Regions from separate parts of the Homo sapiens genome. Here region 2 is linked to region 1. A link is a loop called in an ENCODE intact Hi-C map of the cell type or tissue named here. Cell type or tissue: spleen. All regions are shown on one strand. Links, peaks and the distances in the headings refer to the core of each region. The heading gives the core; the rest is flanking DNA. Region 1 overlaps COL5A2 (collagen type V alpha 2 chain). Region 2 has its middle 27 kb from the start of ASDURF.

Region 1 (9,813 bases), core at 1,064-9,063:
TTCACCAGTTTGGCCGGGCTGGTCTTCAACTCCTGACCTCAAGTGATCCACCCACCTTGGCCTCATTCTCCTAAGTTTTAAAGGTGTTATCATCAGTCTGTCAAGACAAAAAGAATATGCATGTTGATTTATTTAGCAGTGTTTACATTCTCTATTTGCCTTTAATTGGCTTGTTTTTTTAACGAAGATTACCTAAAACTTAAATAATTCATATTGTTTTATTTAATTTTAAAAAGCATTTATGTGTGCTTACTATGTCTTAGGTGTTAAGTGCTTTACAAATACAAATATTTATTTATTTGTCTTCATAACTCTATGAGGGAGGTAATTACCTAATCATCACTACCATTTTACATTTAAGTTTCCACTTAAGATCCTTAAGAACAGAGAGGATAAGTAATTAGTCCAAAGTCACACATCTGGTAAAGGGTAGTGTCGGGATTTGAACCCAGGCCCCTTGGCTCCAGTGTTGGTGCTCTTTATCATTACGCCAGCACTGCCTCCCTATATTAGTTAAAACTAGATAATATCTTAAATCTTAAGGAGAGGAGGAAATGGTCATCAATTGACAACATCCATTTGTTAAAAAAATTACTGTGGTTTTTGTTGTTATTCTTATTTGTTACTATTGACCTCTCTGAATATCTGCAGAAACTTTACCTTTACAAATTTTCTTGTTTATTGTTTAGGTAACAGGCATACGTGGTCGTCCAGGACCGGCAGTAAGTAGTTTCTCCCAATATTCTTGGTACTCTTGTATTCCTTGAGATACTGAAAATCTTTACAGATATTATATCCATGAGAAGATAAAAGAATTAAACAATGATACTTGGTCTCTTAAAACATTTTGTCTTAAACCATCTTCAAGTTAGACATTGCTTTGCAGCAATGAATGGTAGATAAGGGATCATTTTATTCTGAAACTGAAGAAACATTATGTTAGTCTTGCTATTGGTTATGTAAAAGACAAAACACTTTATTGTTACATTTGTTAATTTTAGTGTGACTTTGTTCACTGAAATTAGGGCATACTTGTGTGTTGTTTGACTATGATTAATGGTAGGCTAGTTTTATCTGCTTAATAAAATTATATATTGCAGTAGAATTTGAGAAATCATACAGCAGGAGAGCATATTTATGGCTTAGTATAAAAGATTAATTTTTTCAAGTTTGGATTATCAGCAGTATTCATAACATATACACACACTTCATGTAAATGTTAAACACATCAAATCAGCTTAAAATACTAAGTTAGCTTTAATGGACTCACTCTGGTTCTTCTGAAGCCCTCACTTTTAAACGATGCTATATGTTGGGTTGAGTAAATACACAATATAATCTTCATAACTCAGTTTAAATCCTCTTTTAAAGAGAAACAAAGTCCCCCTGGCAACAGCCATTTCCCAGGGGGGGAAAAACATTTTAAGATATCAGCACAATAACACCACTTTTGAAATATAATAGTCATTTGTTATTTAAGGGAAAAGTAACTGTAATTAAGATTTGGAAATTTCTAAGTGGGTTTTAAACATACAAGGGAAGTAATGCAATATTCTAAGTAAAGTAAAAAGAAAAGATGCTTGAGTGTACATAAAGCAGTACTGTAGTAGGCTAAGAGGCTTTCCTTTCCATTGCTTTTATCAGCAACTTGAACAGTGATGAACATTTTGGGGTATCATGTACCAATTTGATTTCATACAGTCCCTGGAATAATTGATAATTTGTATTTTGCACATTTATGTAATTTTCAAAATCAGAATTGTAAGTTTTTGTGCTCAGAGTTTAGTGGCAAAGGCTTTACCTGGGAGAAGACAGCAAATATGATCCTTAAAAATTTGCAATTACTAGTCAAGCTAATCTATTTAGCTCACTATGCTCCATGATGCCATAATGTGCACCTAGTTCTTCATAGGTCTTTAAATGTCACTGATAACATAAACAACGCTTCTAAGCGTACAGAACTTTTATATGCACATGGCTTTATTCTCTATAGTCTTCAACTGAACTGAATTAAGTGTGGTATTTCTGTTTTCCAATTTTCTTTTATCAAGTAGACTTTTAAAAATTCAATAAGAAAGTATACATTTTTGCATGCATAATCATCATTTTCTGTTTTAGGGACCTCCAGGATCACAGGGACCAAGAGGAGAGCGAGGGCCAAAAGGAAGACCTGTAAGTTGACAGGAGGGCTCCTTGTGGGGAACGTACAGCCAGTCAGTTTACACTGTGTTCTCTGAATGCAGCAAGAAGCTGGGAGCACTATTCCTCTTTCACCTCCATTAAATTTTACAAAAATACAATAATAATTGTATATTATCTTATTAGATAACACAAATGATATTTCCTTGTCCCTTATGAGGTCAAATCAAAATAAAGTAGAACTTAAGGAAGCATAGTTAACATGTCATGAGTTTCACTCATGAGTAAGCAATGCCAAGAATGCACTGTTGAGATAAAACATCCAAGTTATATGATCTGTGGTTGCCACAGGAATAACCAAGCTGGATACGGGAAAAAATTGTTAGAGGATAAAATTTTCTTTCAAGTGGTTGCACAACAAGTTTATTTCCCAGGTAGCACTCCGCCTTTTTCACTCAGCAGCCACTGCAGAGATAGCAAAGGAGTAGTTTTAAAAATCAGCAATCCCATTACTAGACAAGTGAAATACCTTTACAATAAAATAGTGACCTCAATATCTTTGAGATAAAACATGAGGATATTATATAATATATACCAAAGGTTTTCTTTTATTACCTATCTGCACAGAATACATATTGTTCTCAAGTGTTAGAGTTACAACTTTTTTTTTCTTTTTTTTTTTTTTTTTGAGACGGAGTCTCGCTCTGTCACCCAGGCTGGAGTGCAGTGGTGTGATCTCGGCTCACTGCAAGCTCCGCCTCCCTGGTTCACGCCATTCTCCTGCCTCAGCCTCCCGAGTAGCTGGGACTACAGTTGCCCGCCACCATGCCCAGCTAATTTTTTGTATTTTTTAGTAGAGACGAGTTTTCACCGTGTTAGCCAGGATGTGATCCGCCCGCCTCGGCCTCCCTACAACGTTTTTTCTTATGTATCACTTCTAAAATCTAATGTCTTTCATATACTAAATAACTGTATTCATTTGTATATTGCTCCCATTATCCCATGTTTCAATTAGAAAATTTTGTTTGTACTGTTTAATTTTTTCTCTAATGTATCTATTAAAACTCTCAGTAGATTTTTATCCTTTTAAATATATATTTATCCATATTTAAATGGGAGGATTAGAAGATAAGCAAACAGCAGACAAGTTTGAATATATAAATGAGGATAAAATATATTTTAGATCATATGCCTAGGAACTCTTGCCACTAGTTTCATTCTTGTTACTACATTATCCTTCTACTCATTTCACCTCATATATAGTGTGATGTCAGTACTTTTTCTTAAACGGGGCTGCACTATGGATGTTACTTGCAGGCATGTAGGTGCAAAGCAGTGCCCCAAGAGATTGGCCATATCTTGGGGTGTGTCCAGATTATTATATGCCCCATTCTTCACTGTGGTTGTATTGAGTTTTCTCACTAGTGTTGGTAGCTTAAACACTGCTGTAGGTCTCCAGATGTCTCTCCTAGATCTAGAAAGACAGAAATAGGTAGAAAATAACATCAGTTGGGTGGAGGATGGGTGGTCGTGACAGAAAAAAAAAAAAAGATTTTGCATTGGTGTATTTGTACACTGTAAGTAATTGATAACATTGGGTCCTAAGTCTAGGTAGAAGTTGTTGTAGGACCAGACTTCCAGAGTTCCTGGTTAAGATCCAAAGAATCTACTCCCCAACCCTTCTCACTTATTTTCCCTATTTGACTTTGTGATGTGGTCAATTTCCTGTCTTGGTTAGGCCTGAGACAATCAATGTGAATTGGGTATAAGTGTGTGCGTGTTGTGTGTGTGTGTTTGTGTGTGTGTGTATGAAAGAGCGAGAGAGAGAGAGGGAGAAAGGGGGGTAGATTTTTAGGAGGAATCAAGTGAGACAACCCTGGCAGATATCCAAGTAGGAAATCTGTTCCTCTCTTAATCCTAGCAAAGAACTGGTGTGATGGTAAGTGTTTAACAAATCTTTTAATGCCTGCCTACACCGATTTCAAGATATGAAATGATGTATAGCTTTGCATGAAATGATGTATATGAAATGATGGGCATGATGTAACAGAATGCCCATAGGTAGAATGTTTTGCCTCATGTCTCAAGCCTTCTGGGAGCTGCTTAGCTGGACTAAAATTATGGCTGTCACAATATCATAAATAGCATTCCCCCACCCCCACCATTATATTACCATCAAACAGTACGGAAGGCTCACAATGTACAGCATGGTTTCTCACTGTTAACACTATTGATATGTTAGGCCAAATAATTCCATATGCATTGTAGGAAGTTTTGCGGCATTCCTGGTATCTACCCACTAGATGCCAGTTGAAACTGCCATCCCCCATACAATTGTGACAGTTAAAAATGTTTCTTGACATTGCCAAATCCAGGCAAAATAGCTCTGGACTGAGAACTAGTATGTCAGTAGTTCAGTATGAGATACTCCTACAAGACCTTCAGGATTAGCCAATGATTTTCATGACTGTCTCTCATCACACGTCCTCAGTTTTAAGTGTATTGTTCAGATAACTTCATAGTGACAAGCTAGCAAACTGTCAGGAGATGGACCGTCAATGATGTGCTAAGTTCTAGTTGCACATGACACTTAACCACTATTGGTATGTTTCTTGATCTGTAAAATGGGAAATATACTAGATCTTAACATCTATAACATTTATGTGTGTGTGTGTGTGTGTGTGTGTGTGTGTGTGTGTGTGTGTGTGTGTGTGTGTGTGTCAGAGAGAAAGAGAGAGAGAGAGAAACGAGAGAAATGAAGTTCTTTAACAGTTCCCGGTCATTCGTCTTTTCTACTTGTGGATGTTTAAACATCGCCACCTAGTGGCAACCTCAAAGTACTTTTTTATTGTAGATTACTGCGGAGGTATTTGAGTATCTTGGAAATGGAAGGGAATGATAATAAATGTAACATTTACCTTAATATAAGAATTATGTAATTCAGCTCACTTGGAGATATAAAAATAGATACTTTTAATGAGCTCCCAAATTCTAATTTGCTTTTGATATTTACCGGTAAACATTCTTGTGTTCACTTAATTTTAGATAATTTTTATAGACGTTTTTATTAATTTTAATCTTAATCTGTGCAACAGTAAATTTCATAAGCTATTTAGAGGGCATTCCGTGGAGACATATAATGAATCTGAAGTCAATGAAAACAATCTTAGGATCAGACTTTGAAATACGAAGTGTTAATTACAGAAGAATGGAGAAAGTCACAATCTCTTTGGAGGACTAATGAATATTTCTCAAACTTATCTCCACTCCTGTTGACAATAAATATAGTTTTGTGTATGTCTCTTTGGAACTCTCATTGGGAGCAGAGATTATGCATTAGTTCACTTTTTGTATGTAATAATATCTGGTTATTAATTAGCAACTGAGCATTGCAAGAACAGAATCAGAGTTTTCTACACAAGGCTGTATGAATAAACCAGACTATTATTTTGTCTGTGCTGTCATATACATATCCAGTTCATGTTACTCTCATTCATATGATCCAGGAGTCCTAGAGAACAATTGAAATCAGCCTCTGTTGTGTATAATGAAGTGTGAAGTAAATTGTTAGTAGTTTAGGAGTCAGAAAAGTTTTGATTTTTAAAAACTGAGAATAATTTTCTAAGATATCATTTTTAAATATAAGTTTTTCAGGCTAAGTATTCTACTTCTATTTAATAGATAAATTTGCTTGTTTGTCCCACTACTGCAAGAAGTAAATATGTCTATATAAATGTTTAAATATATTAAAATAATTAAATTTCTGAATAGCTATGATGCCACCCTCCCCAAAACCATCATATACAAACTGCCACCTCCACCACCTGAGCTTGTCCTGTGTTTGCTCCCTCTGCACTATCAGCTCCTATTTGAATTGCTTACTGTGGTCCCATAGGTATTCTCATGTTTAAGCATGGGAGTTCTTTTTTTAACTATTAAACTTCATTTACCATATTTCCCTTGATCCCTGCTTATAATTATAAAAAGCATATTGCCTGATGACTTTTTGGTCCTTTCTTTTTGAAGCCTTTCAAGATTCTTTAGGGTTAAGGAGCCAGAAAATACTTAACTAGCCTTGTGGGAATGATGAGGTTAGAGGACGGAGCATTTCCAGAACTGAGGACGTGGCTGTTCCCCAAGCTGCCTTCAGAATGTGGGTTAGGAGAAGGGTGGAATTTGGCAGCTAGAAATCATTGCTCACTTCTCTGAGAACTTAGACTTGGCTGGGTCACAGTGCCTTTGCCTCTAATTTCTCAATGGTCTAGTCTTCCTCTGGGGGTGGGAAGTAAAATAAAGTGTGCCAGGCTTTAAAGTATTAAAGAGGACTGAAAGGTAACAATATAATATGCATGTATTGAGTGTCTAGTATGTACCAGGAACTATGCAAAGCATTAAACAATTAGACAGAAAATCTCTACAAACTCCAATCAAGGGATTCTTGAATTTTGGGGGGAAGGGAGAAGTTAAGCAGACGTATACATAGTTAACTGTAATCCAATGACAATCCACTGTAATTTCAGTGACAGACAAGTGAATTTATAATTGTTGATCAAATACCCTTGCACGGCAAAAACTCAATCAAATAAGGAAGTTCACTTTAGAATACTGTTGAACTGAAAATTTTAAAAATAATTATTCTAAGAATGCTGATTTCTGGGTATTTAACACACCACATAAAATTCTTACCCAGACCACATCCGAATGGTAGAAGTTCAGACCTATGCTGAAATCAGTAGTGACATGGCTGATGAAATTACTCTAAGTGGCTAGATTGCCATGTATTTTTAAAATAATAAACACTCCCTTGCCATTAAGAAGTCTGTGCCTTTAGCTTTCTACTAAGTGTATATTTGGCAGTGGGTTCTAATTTTAACTGGCTTGTTTTCCAGGGCCCTCGTGGACCTCAGGGAATTGATGGAGAACCAGGTGTTCCTGGTCAACCTGGTGCTCCAGGACCTCCTGGACATCCGTCCCACCCAGGACCCGATGGCTTGAGCAGGGTGAGTTGTGTGCATTGTTTGATGTCACGTACAGGTCATGTTTTAAATTATTGATATATTGTTAGGATTTTAAATTGTGTCTGTTCAGATATTGACACTTGACTGTAAGAGCAGTTAAATAAGGTCAACACTGCTATGGACAGTAGAACTAATAAACCCACAGGGAATTGTTGGAAAAATTGGAAGAAGTATTTTCTAAAGTACTGCTTCAAATTGTTTGTATTTCTCAATGTCAGCTCTAGACTCTATGTGCTTTGTTTTTTCTATTGATTCTAAAGAACCACTGCTTTCCCCCTCTTTAAATGAAATGAGAGATTTATCTGTCCTATTCTCTAGGCTCAGAATGCCAAAAAAATCTGCTCCGTATCCTCCACAAGAGAGGATGACACATCCATGATGAGGGATATGAGAAGGCCATTGAGTTGACACTAAAAATGACACCTAATTATTTCTTCAATTTTAGTTTTTTTACTTGAAGTAAAGTCAAACAAAAAGCCTTTCAATACCGACTTCTTTGAATTGTTAATGTCAGACATAGGGGATTTATAAGTACAGGCAAACCATGGAGATATTGTGGGTTCAGTTCCAAACCACCTCAATAAAGTGAAATACTGCAGTAAAGTGAGTTATGTGAATTTTTTTTTGTTTCCCAGTGCATATAAACTTATGTTTTTCCACAATATAGTCTGTTATAAAGTGTGTAATAGCATTATGTCTAAAAAACAAGGTATATTTCTTTATTAAAAATACCTTATTGTTAAAAATTGCTAATAATCATCTGACCTTTCAGCAAGCCATAATCTTTTTGCTGATAGGGTGTTTTGCTTTGATGCTGATAGTTGCTGACTAATAAGGGTGGTATTGCTGAAGCCTGGAATTGCTATGGTAATTTAAAAAATAAGACAACAATGAAGTTTGCCATATCAAAATCCTTTGTTGTCATTTCAACAATCTTCACAGTATCTTCACCAGGAATAGACTGCATCTTGAGAAACGACTTTCTTTGCTCATTCATAAGAAGCAAGTCCTCATCTGTTAAAGTTTTATTATGAGATTACAGTAATTAAGCAACATCTTCAGGCTCTACTTATAATTCTAGTTCTGTTGCTATTGCCATCATATCTGCAATTACTTCCCCCAATGCAGTCTTCAGCCACTAAAATTCATTCATGAAGGTTGGAATCAACTTCTTCCAAACTTCTCTTGAGGCTTATATTTTCACCAATCAATTAAGAATGTTCTTAATGGCACCTAGAATGATAAATCCTTTCCAGAAGATTCTCAATTTACTTTGAACATTATATTCTTAAGTAATAAGATTTAAAAGTTGAAATTTATTTATATCCATGGGCTGCAAAATGGTTTTTGTATTAGCAGGCATGAAAACAACATTAATATCCTTGTATATCTCCATCAGAACTCTTATGTGACCTAGTGCATTGTCACTGAGCAGTAATATTTTGAAAGGAATCCTTTGTTTCTGAGCAATAGGTCTCAATAGTGGGCTTGAAATATTCAGTAAACAATGCTGTAAAGGCTGTAAACAGATGTGCTGTTATCCAGGCCTTGTTGTTCCATTTATAGGGTACAGGCAGAGTTGTTTTATCATAATTCCTAAGGATGCTAGGATTTCCATAATAAGAAATAAACACTGGTCTTAGCTTAAAGTCTCCAGCTGCATTAACCCCTAACAAGAGAATAAGCCTGTTCTTGGAAGCTTTGAAGCCAGGCATGGACTTTTTCTCTCTAAACATGAAAGTCCTAGATGGCATCTTCTTCCAACAGAAGGCTGTTTTGTGTACATTGAAAGTCTATTGTTGAGTGTAGCCACGTTCATCAATGATGCTAACTTGATCTTCTGGATAACTTGCTGCAGTGTCTACATCAGCATTTGCTGCTTCACTTTGCATTTTTATATTATGGAGATGGCTTCTTTCCTTTAACCTCATAAACCAACATTTTCTAGCTTCCAACTTTTCTTCTGCCACTTCCTTGCTTCTTTCAGCCTTCACAGAATTGAAGAGGGTTAGGGCCTTGCTCTAGATTCGATTTTGGGTAAGATAATGTTGTGGTTGGTTTGATCTTCTATCCAGACTACTAAACCTTTCTCCATATTAGCATTAAGGCTGTTTTACTTTCTTATTATTTGTGTGTTTACTGAAGTAGTGCTTCTAATTTTTTAAGAACTTTTCCTTTGCATTCATAAGTTGGATGACTGTTTGCTGCAAGAGGTCTAGCTTTGGCCTATCTTGGGTTTCAATATGCCTTCCTTACTAGACCATTTCTAGCTTACAATGTAAAGTGAGAGATGTGAGACTCTTTCTTTCACTTGAACATTTAGAGGCCATTGTTGGGTTATTAATTGACCTAATTTTAATGTTGTTGTGTCTCAGGGAATAAGGAGGCCCATGGAGAGGAAGAGAGATGGGGAACACCCGGTTGGTAGAACAACACACACAATATTTATTGATCAAGTTTATTGTCTTGTATGGGCATCATTCAAGGCACCTAAAACAACTACTTTAGTAACATCAAGATCACTGAACACAGATCATCATAACAGATATAATAAGAACAATAATAATATTAAAGTATTATGAGAACTACCAAAGTGTGACACAGAGACACAGAGTGAACACATGCTATTGCAAACATGGCACCGGTTGTCTTGCTT
Region 2 (9,813 bases), core at 1,076-9,075, 540 kb before region 1:
ATGATTTAGGTTTACTCCCCAGGAAGAAGGTCAGTGTCAAAGACCATGATACAGAAGTAAGTCAAGGTGTGCTGATAAGAAAAGGAGACCAGGAGTCTCGAAAGCTCAGGGCTGACGAAGGGCCAAAGCTGGAAATGAGTTGGCAGGTGTGCTGGTAGTAGTGTTTCCAAGTAGCAGTGAACATAAGGTGACCTCATATTGGGTGGAGCCCCAGACATAAAGATAAGATTAGGGGTTTAGATTTCTCTGAAGTATTCCCTTTATTCCTACAGCAGCAGGAGAATTTTATGGATTCCATTTGTGAGGGCTCACTGGGGACCTTCTCTGAGCATAGTCCGTAAGTCTGAGATACAGTACCAACATGCAACAGAATTATAATCCATCTGGGCAAACGTGAAACTCCAGCAGATACCGGAGAGTTAAAATTGAGATTCTAGGTGGTATGGGTTAGACAGTCAGGGCTGTGAATATCTTTAAAGGCCTTGATGAGGCTGCAATAGTCAAAATGCTCTCTGGAGGGCCTTCAACTGAGCTGGGCCTACAAGAGTGGCCAGGATTTTGACACAGAGATGCAGAAAAGGGATGGCATTGACAAGCAAGGAAGCCATAGGATGAGGGGCTTAAAAAGGCAGTATTCTCCTCAGCAAATGTGTAGGATAGTGAGGAATTTGGTGCAAGGAGGAGAGACAACATGACTAAGGGATAGACACAAACAGCATTTGAAGGGCCTGGAATGTCAATTTAGTGAAATTTAAACATGATGCTTCAGAAAAATGAGGATTTATTAGTGGTTTTCTGAAAGGGCAGTAGCCTGGTGAATTTAATTATTGTGAAAGATTGGTCTGGCAGCAGGATGCTGAATAAACTGGAGTGCCATACAGCCTCGTGAGGGTCAGGGATACAGTGAAGTTTGTAGGAACAGAAAAGAGAAGCTGAGTGGAAGAGCCATCCATGTTACTTGATGAGGGACTTGGCAGGGAAACTGAGGAAGAGGGAGGAATTAAAGGTGGAACCTTATACATTTAAAGTTCATATTCCTGAAACATATTTTTGGAATAATGCCATTTTTCCTTATTTACCCACTCCGGGTAAGATTTACCAAAATTCTGTTGCTCTGCATAGAAATACTGTGGCTGAAGGTTTTGGGGCATAATATGAGGATTCCTGAGATCATCTCACAACCCTGTAGAGATGAGATTTGTCTTCATTGTTATCTTCTGAAGGTTCTTCTGAACCTCTGCCTACAGGTAGTACCTTTGTGGGTGAGAAACCAAGAGAGAGAGACACAAAACCAAACATCACCTACATTAAAGAAGTGGCAATGCACAGTCAAGACCATGGGGTCAGGCCAGGCACGGTGGCTCACGCCTGTAATCCCAGCACTTTGGGAGGCCAAGCTGGGTGGATTACCTGAGGTCAGGAGCTCGAGACCAGCCTGACCAACATGGTGAAACCCCGTCTCTACTAAAAAAAATACAAAATTAGCTGGGCATGGTGGCAGGACCTGTAATCCCAGCTACTTGGGAGGCTGAGGAAGGAGAATCACTCGAACCTGGGAGGCAGAGGTTGCAGTGAGCCAAGATCGTGCCATTGCACTCCAGCCTGGGCAACAAAAGTGAAACTCCATCTCAAAACAAAACAAAAACAAAAAACATGGGGTCAGCTGACCCTGGGCAGGTTGGGTCCCCTGGGCCAAGTTGGTAGCATCCCTGAGTTGCCATTTTCTTATCTGTAAAATAGAGACAATACTATTGGCATGTTTGTCAAATTGTTTTGAGGAATCAATAAGACATTTGTAAAGAAAGACCTCAGTTTGGTGCAGTGGCTCTTAACCAGGGATGGTTTTGCTCCCCAGTCATGATTGTCATGACTGAGGATACGCTGCTGGCATCTGGTGGGTAGAGAGGTTGGGGATGTGCTAAACATCTCACAAGGCACTGTGCAGCCCCCAACAAGAAAGAATTATCTGGCCCAAAATATCAGTCGTGGTAAGGTTGAGAAACCCTGTTCCAGTGCCTGACACAGACTAGGCACTCAAAAACAATAGAAATATAAGCTTCTTATGTCTTCCTCTTTTCTGAATATGGATAAGCCAAATTGAAGACTTGTGGCTATCATTCCAATGAAAGGTTTCTGAATGGTGACCATAGTGGTAACAGTGGTACTGAATGGAGAAAAATGTTTTTCTCTATCCTTCCTGAGATTCTTGCTCAAATGCTGTTATTGTAAAAATTGTAAAAACTGTCACTGCTGACTTCCAATCTAGGTTGTGATTTCAGTTGAAAGTGTCAGAAGCTTTTATGCCCTCAAGCTGGGTGTTATTCTCGAACAACTGGACCAATTATACTAATTAGAAAAATAAAGTTTTTGATTTTTCAACCCTTGTATTTGGCATTAGCAAATGAAGCCTAAAAATTTTTACTATTTTTCAGGATCCCCAAATTTAGCTTGCTGTGATTATTTGTTAGGAAATGTTGGGAATCTCCAACTTGACTTTTATACTTATAATAATGCCTCTTATTAGATATTCACCTCAGTTTCTTGCATTTTTTATTTGTAAAGGGTTTTCACCTACTTAATTAAAGATAGTCTGAAAGTACTTAATACTAATCAGTGTTGGCCAGACCTGGTGGCTCACGCCTGTAATCCCAGCACTTTGGGAGGCGGAGGCGGGTGGATCACCTGAGGTCAGGAGTTCGAAACCAGCCTGGCCAACATAGTGAAACCCTGTCTCTACTAAAAATACAAAAATTAGCTGGGCACGGTGGCGCATGCCTGTAGTCCCAGCTACTCAGGAGGCTGAGGCAGGAGAATCACTTGAAACCGGGAGGTGGAGGTTGTGGTGAGCCAAGATCATGCCACTGCACTCCAGCCTGGGCAACAAAAGTGAGACTCCATCTCAAAAAATATATATACATAGTATATTATATATAATTACTTATATATAATTATATATATAATAACATATATAATTATATATATAATAAATATATATAATAACATATAATTTTATATAATTATATAAATACTATATATAATATATTATATAAATGCTATATGTAATATATGTTATATAAATGCTATATATAATATATGTTATATAAATAATATATATAATATATGTTATATAAATAATATATATTATATATGTTATATAAATAATATATAATATATATAATATGTATTAATTGGTGTTATACTAGGTAATTTGAGAGAAAAAAACCCTTAAAAAACTTAAGCCTAGATGAAGCGACAAAAAATAAAAAAATGGAGCTACTTGAGAACAATTTCAAAATGATTCACTATCATAAAAAGTGAAATAAATGTTACTAGCCTATTACATGCAAAAGCGATACTGAAAGAGAAAATAAGTTAGGCACATAGGGTCAAGATATATGGAGAGTAGCTCCATGGTATGGATATAGGACCCACCAAGTCCGGAGTGAAAATAGGCTGGAGGATGGGCCAAACTGACTAGACCAAGTCCTGGCTACCTGTTTACTAGATAGGTGACCTAAGGTAAGTGACTTCCATCCTCTACACTTACACTTTCTTATTTGTGAAATGGGGATAATCATAGTGGCTACTTCATAGGATTGTTATTAAGTACTTGAAATCCAGGCAGTCTGACTCCAAAACTTGGACTATAAACCCCCAAGCTGCAGTAGCCTAGAATTGTCAGTATTATAGTTGTGGTTGTTATTATTTCATTGTCAAGTAATAACCTGAGTGGAGCAGGGAGAGACTAAAGAAAGATAAGAGACCTTTGAGGTTGTTACAGAAATCTAGAAACAAATGATAAGGACCTCATTAAAGCGGTGGCTTTAAGAGCAGGGATAAAAGGGAATAAACTGGGCAAAGGATCAAATCGAAAAGATACTGTAGGATACAAATCCAGAGGGTAGTTGGATATTGAGGCTGAAGTGTAGAGAGTGAAATGAAAGATAATAGAATTATGAGCCTAGGTACTCAGAAATTGGGTGATGCCATTGAAAATAATTTAAGAGCTTCCATTTCATTATGGAAAAATGATAAGTTCATTTTTTGAAGTGTTACACAGGTTAAGTATAATTTGAAATGCTTGAGACCGCAGGTGTTACGTATTTCAGAGTTTTTTGGATTTTAGACTATTTGCATATACATAATGAGATCTTGGGGATGAGATTAAAGTCTAAACACAAAATTCATTTATGTTTCGTATATACCTTATACACATAGCCTGAAAGTAATTTCATACAATATTTTCAATAAATTTGTGCATGAAACAAAGTTTGTGTACATTCAACCATCAGAAAGCAAAGGTACCGAGTGTGGAATTTTCCATTTGTAGGGTGATATCAGCACTCAAAATGTTTTGGATTTTGGAGCATTTCAGATTTCAGATTTTCAGATTAGGGATGCTCAATCTGTATTTGTATGTCAAAGGTAAATCTAAGTGAAGCCCACCTGTAGGTTGTCAAAATATGGTCAGTAACAAGTTAGAGACAGAGGTAGAGATTTTGTTTTGCATCACATTCCTATATTGTCACTGGAATAAGGTAAGTAAGTTTGAAGTGTTGCTATTCTCACCATATTCTTAACATATATTCTGGAATCTGGGTGACAAGTTAAGCTTAGTTTTCATTATTTAGAGTACTTTCACATTTTCTGATTCTGCTTTGATGTATTTTCTGATTTTTAAACTACCCTAATCTTGTATGCATTGCTGAAATGTTACAAAGGTTGGTAAGCTTATTGCTAAGTAGCCAAGTGATTCTTTCCAAAGTCATCATCCATTTTATCAGCAATAATGCTTTCTTTAATGCTTATTAATAATTACCCAAATGTTTTGAGATTGAATATGATGTTTATTATCATCTAATTGTTTTAGCAGAGTTCAAATTACTACTGATCAAATGTTGAACATGATACCCAGCCCTTCACTTTTCTCAAGATTGATATTTCCCTGAGTTCAGAGTACAACATTTTACAATTATTTTTAGAAGTTGTACATTCCTAGCAGTTGACTAGTGAACCAATTACATTCCCCTAAGAACCCATCATAACTTCAATGTCATTATAGTAATTTGCAAAAAAAAAAATTATAGTTTCTTGAGGTAAAAGGGTTAGGTCAGAGTTTTTCAACCTTGGTACCATTGACATTTAAGGCCAGATAATTCTTTGCTGCGGGGTTTGTCCTATGATTTATGGCAGCTGCCCCCAGTCTTCTTGGGACCAGGGAACAGTTTTGTGTAAGACAATTTTTCCACAGACCAGGGGCCGGGGGGAGTAGTTTTGGTATGATTCAAGTGCACTACATTTATCATGCACTTTATTTCTATTATTGCCTTGTAATATATAATGAAATAATTATATAAATTACCATAATGTAGAATCAGTGGGAACCCTTAGCTAATTTTCCTGCAACTAGATGGTCCCATCTGGGGGTGATGGGAGACAGTGACAAATCATCAGGCATAAGATTCTCAGAAGGAGCATGCAACCTAGGTCCCTTGCATGTGCAGTTCACAATAGAATTTGCACTTCTATGAGAATCTAATGCCACCGCTCATCCGACAGGAGGTGGAGCTCAGGTGGTAACTTGAGCATTGGGGAGTGGCTGTAAATACAGATGAAGCTTTGCTTATTCTCCCGCTGTTCACCTCCGGCTGCATGACCAGGTTGCTAACAGGCTGGTCCGTGGCCTGGGAGTTGGGGACCCCTACTTTATAGGATGTCTAGCAGCATCCCTGGCCTCTACCCACTACATGGTAGCAGCAGCCCCATCCTCCAAGTTGTAACAACCAAAAATGGTCCCAGACTTTGCCAAATGTCCCCTAGGGGGCAAACTCATCCCCAATTAAAACCACTTGCTTATTTAGTTCTTCCACTTATTTACATTTCTAATTTCAACTGTATTTTAAATCTTTAATGTCATATGAAATACAGCATACTACATACATGTTCTATCACCAAGGATGTAAGGGATTCTTGCTTTTTAGGTAAATGATGTTATTGGTTTAGGTCTGTATGCTTTTACAATGTGAGCCACCTTACACAAAGTGCAGAATGGTATATAGAAAAAAGTACACTAGAAACTTGTTTTTCTTCTCTCTGACAATGTCACTGAATGTTCTCAATCAAGCATTTAAAACATATTCAACATTCAGTCAACCTAGACTTATTAAGTTACTACTATGTGATTGGCACTGTTGCTACCTACTGAAGGTACAAAGATGAGTAAAATGGTCTCTATCCTCAAAGAAGTCTCAGCCAAGTGGAGAAGCTGGGCAAGGAAACAGCTACACCACAATGTAATAAATATTGTAGCTGAGGAATGGAAATTTGGGAGCTCAGAGGAAAGAGTAACTCTACCTGAGGAAATCATGGAAGACTTTTAAAAGGAAACCAAGCTGGAACAGATGCTTAAGATGAGCAGGAGTTTACCAGGCACAGAGGGAGAACAAGGACTCCAGGCAAAGGAAACAGCCTCTGCAGAGACTCAGAGCCATGGCTTTAGGGGACGATAAACATGGTGGTATGACTGGAATCGGAGAGGTGTGGGGTGATGGCTGGAGAGGAGGCTGGGAAGGCGGGCAGGATCCAGCTGCTGCAGGCCTTGAATGCCAGGCTAAGTTCTCTTAATGGTCTCTCCTATAAGCCGTGAGAAACACTTGAAGAATTTATAGGTGGGAGTACCCTACAAGGATAATCTAGCCAACTGCTGTTTTATTTAGTGGTTACTAATTTGGATATTGAGATGTTTGTTTTATAATTGTGTTTACTGTAACTAATTACAGTTACAGTAAATTTAAAAAAATGAGGGCCAGGCGCAGTGGCTGATGCCTGTAATCCCAGAAATTTGGGAGGCTAAGGCAGGTAGATCGCTTGAGGTCAGGAGTTTAAGCCCATACTGGCCAACATGGTGAAACCCTTGTCTCTATTAAAAATACAAAAATTAGCCGGGTGTGGTGGCGTATGCCTTTAGTCTCAGCTACTTGGGAGGCTGAGGCCCTTGCATCACTTGGGCCTAGGAGGTGGAGGGTGGAGGTTGCAGTGAGCCAAGATTGTGCCATTGCACTACAGCCTGGCGACAGAACAAGACCCAGTATCAAAAAAAAAAAAAGAGTTATATAATAAATCCTATAATGAATAAGTCCTTGTGCTACATGTTAGGGGCAAACAGAGCCATAAAAAAAATCTTAAGGCGCCTATAATTTACTAGGGAAGAACGCCTGGTATGTCATAAAAGTCTGTACGTAGTGAGGAGGCATCAGACAGAGGAGAGGATGATTAATCCTGTCTGAGAGTAAGGGAGTCTGGGAAGGCTCCACGAAACTTTGATGGTGTTTGCCAGCTGGACAAAGGCTGGATGATGCCACCTTGATGGTATCCTTGTTCTAGGAACAGAAAGTCTACTCTTACCTAGGAAGAGTTGCCCTTCATGTTTTGTTTTCAGAAAGTATCACTTCAATCTAAACATTTAGACTATGTGGATACACTTAAAGGTCCATTCAGATCTTTATCAAATGTAAGTTTTTAATTGAGGAATTTCCTGACCATCCCTTGTTTCATTTTCTCTATTTTACTTTTATCACCACATATAACAGACTATGCTGTATATTTTATTATTTTATCTTCCCCCTCTCAAATGTAAGCTGCATGTGTCAGGAATTTATGTCTATTTTGTCTATTGTTATATCCTTAGTGCCTGCTACAGGGCCTGGTGTGGTAGATTTCAGTAAATGATTGTTAAATAAATGAATATAATTTTATTACTAGTTATGTTGGATTTAACTAGAATTCAGCTAAATTCACCATAGCATTACATGTTAAAGAATTCTTTTTTGTTTTTACCAGGTAGGTAAATACTCTCGAAAATGGCTTCATCTTATTCAGTTTTATTCCATATTTCTCAAAAGAGGAGAGTTATTTCATTTTTTTTTTTTTTGCTGCCTGGATTCATACTTAAATTCAAAGTTCATGGGTAATTTTATGACTGCCTGACTAATGTAGTACAATTGTTTAGATTGAAGCAGAATTTATAGATACGTTCAGTATCTATAAATTCTCAATCCCAATAACAAGATTTTACTTTTGAAAGGTCAAAATGTATTGAATCACTTTGAGAACATAACTCAGGTTAATGTGTATTTATTTTACCTCTGTGGAAATGCTTAATATGTTTCTGTTCCTTTTTCCCTCCTTCCGTTCTTCCTTCTTTCCACCTTTCCTCCCTTCCTTCTTTTCTTTCTCCCTCCTTCCTTTTGTTTTTCCTCCCTCCCTTTTCCTTCTTTCACTATATTGTGATAGAATAGTGTTTAAATTAGTGATTCAAAGCAGCATAAATTTATTCTTGATATAAAGGGGGATGAATTAAAACCAAATTGACTTTGCCATCTGTATGTTGCTTTAAATTGAGAACATATATTTGGTAATAGTGAGGGAAGGTGTTGGTGCTGATCCAGTCACCTGTGGTCAGGGAGGGGGCGTCACATGTTTCCTGGGATTCATCTTTCCTAAAGGGAAAAGGTGCTAGCAAGTGTGTGTTGATAGGAGGGTGAGTGGGGAGAGAATGGAAAGGCACCAGATATACAGACACTCCTGAAGTGCCTACTGTAGTAACTGCTGAGCTCAAACAGTGAAGGAGCATGTTTGTCTTCTAAGAGCATTAAAAACATTTTTTAAAAATCATCAGGATAAACAGCCAACCTTTTTCTGTTCATTCTGAAGGTGATATTCTGTTCATCCAGTCTTTTCACTGTTTCTCAGTGTTTATGTTTAGCCTATGTAACATAATCCTTTTTTTTTTTTTTTTTTTTTTTGGGAGACAGAGTCTCACTCTGCCATCCATGCTCAAGGGCAGTGGTGTGATCTTGGGTCACTGCAACCTCTGCCTCCTAGGTTGGATCAATTCTTGGGCCTCAGCCTCCTGAGTAGCCAGGACTACAAGCGTGTACCACCATGCCCAGCTAATTTTTTGTATTTTAGTAGAGATGGGGTTTCTCCATGTTGCCCAGTCTGGTCTAGAACTCCTGACCTCAGGCAATCCACCCACCTCGGCCTCCCAAGGAATTGCAGGTGGAACCTACCATGCCCGACCTATATGACGTAATCCTATTAATGAAAACTGAATTTCAGAATTTTCTGTTTTCTTTTTTTGGCTAAGATCCCAGCTTGGAAAAAGAAAGATTATATATATATATATATTTCGGCTTGATGTCCAAGAAAAAGTCTAGATTGAAATCAAGAAGTTGTTTGTATTATTTTTTTTCTCTTGAAGATGAGCCAACTTGTCAAATGTTTTACATCATGAGAACCACAGTCAGATAGCTTCCTGCTGTCTTAGAATAAGAGTGCGTTTTGGAATGCTGTTTTATTCTGTTTGTTTTCATTCTCCCTTTTCTACTTCCGTCTGTTCTTCCCTGCCCCCAGCCCTTGATGTTGTTTAGCAGCGTATGCTTCCTGTTAGTGTTTTGATTCCTTTTCAGGTTTCAATTACAAAAACAAAATAACTCAAACAATAGGAATAACATAGATGATTCTCTGGAATGAAAATTGAGCTCTCCCTAGCTAACAGGGAGATAGATTCAAATGACCACATGTTTTTGTAGTTCTCCAGATTTCTGTTGGAGACACAGTCTGTGTATCACTACCCATCCAGAAGGCATGTCTTGCGTTAGCATGGAAGACCACTTTTAATCCAGCGTGCCTTCCCAATTCCTGTGTAGAATGAAGATATGAGACTGATGCAGTGCTTCCTGTAGAGCCATACACATATTATTCATTCATCCCACAAGTAAATGTTAGCTTCTTTATTTTAAACTAGGTACT

Evidence for each region. Hi-C counts contacts between places; a loop is a spot of excess contacts. Peaks named below come from ENCODE experiments on the same cell type or tissue, not always from the same donor. Only the 100,000 strongest peaks of a DNase experiment are listed, where the experiment ranks them.
Region 2: it touches region 1 in a loop (7-fold over the local background); 4 of 110 quality-filtered maps call a loop at or near these places.

What each region holds. Positions count from the first base shown.
Region 1 is chr2:189,089,636-189,099,448 of GRCh38, reverse strand. COL5A2 (collagen type V alpha 2 chain) reads left to right here. Exons shown (of 54, transcript NM_000393.5): 5 at 690-722; 6 at 2,119-2,172; 7 at 7,029-7,139. Among named protein-coding and RNA genes, the nearest start is that of MIR3129, 39 kb to the left of the region's middle. In spleen, for the core only: a CTCF peak has its summit at 5,002 (motif pointing left); no DNase peak of the experiment used is centred there.
Region 2 is chr2:189,629,521-189,639,333 of GRCh38, reverse strand. No RefSeq gene overlaps it. Among named protein-coding and RNA genes, the nearest start is that of ASDURF, 27 kb to the left of the region's middle. In spleen, for the core only: a CTCF peak has its summit at 5,806 (motif pointing right); no DNase peak of the experiment used is centred there.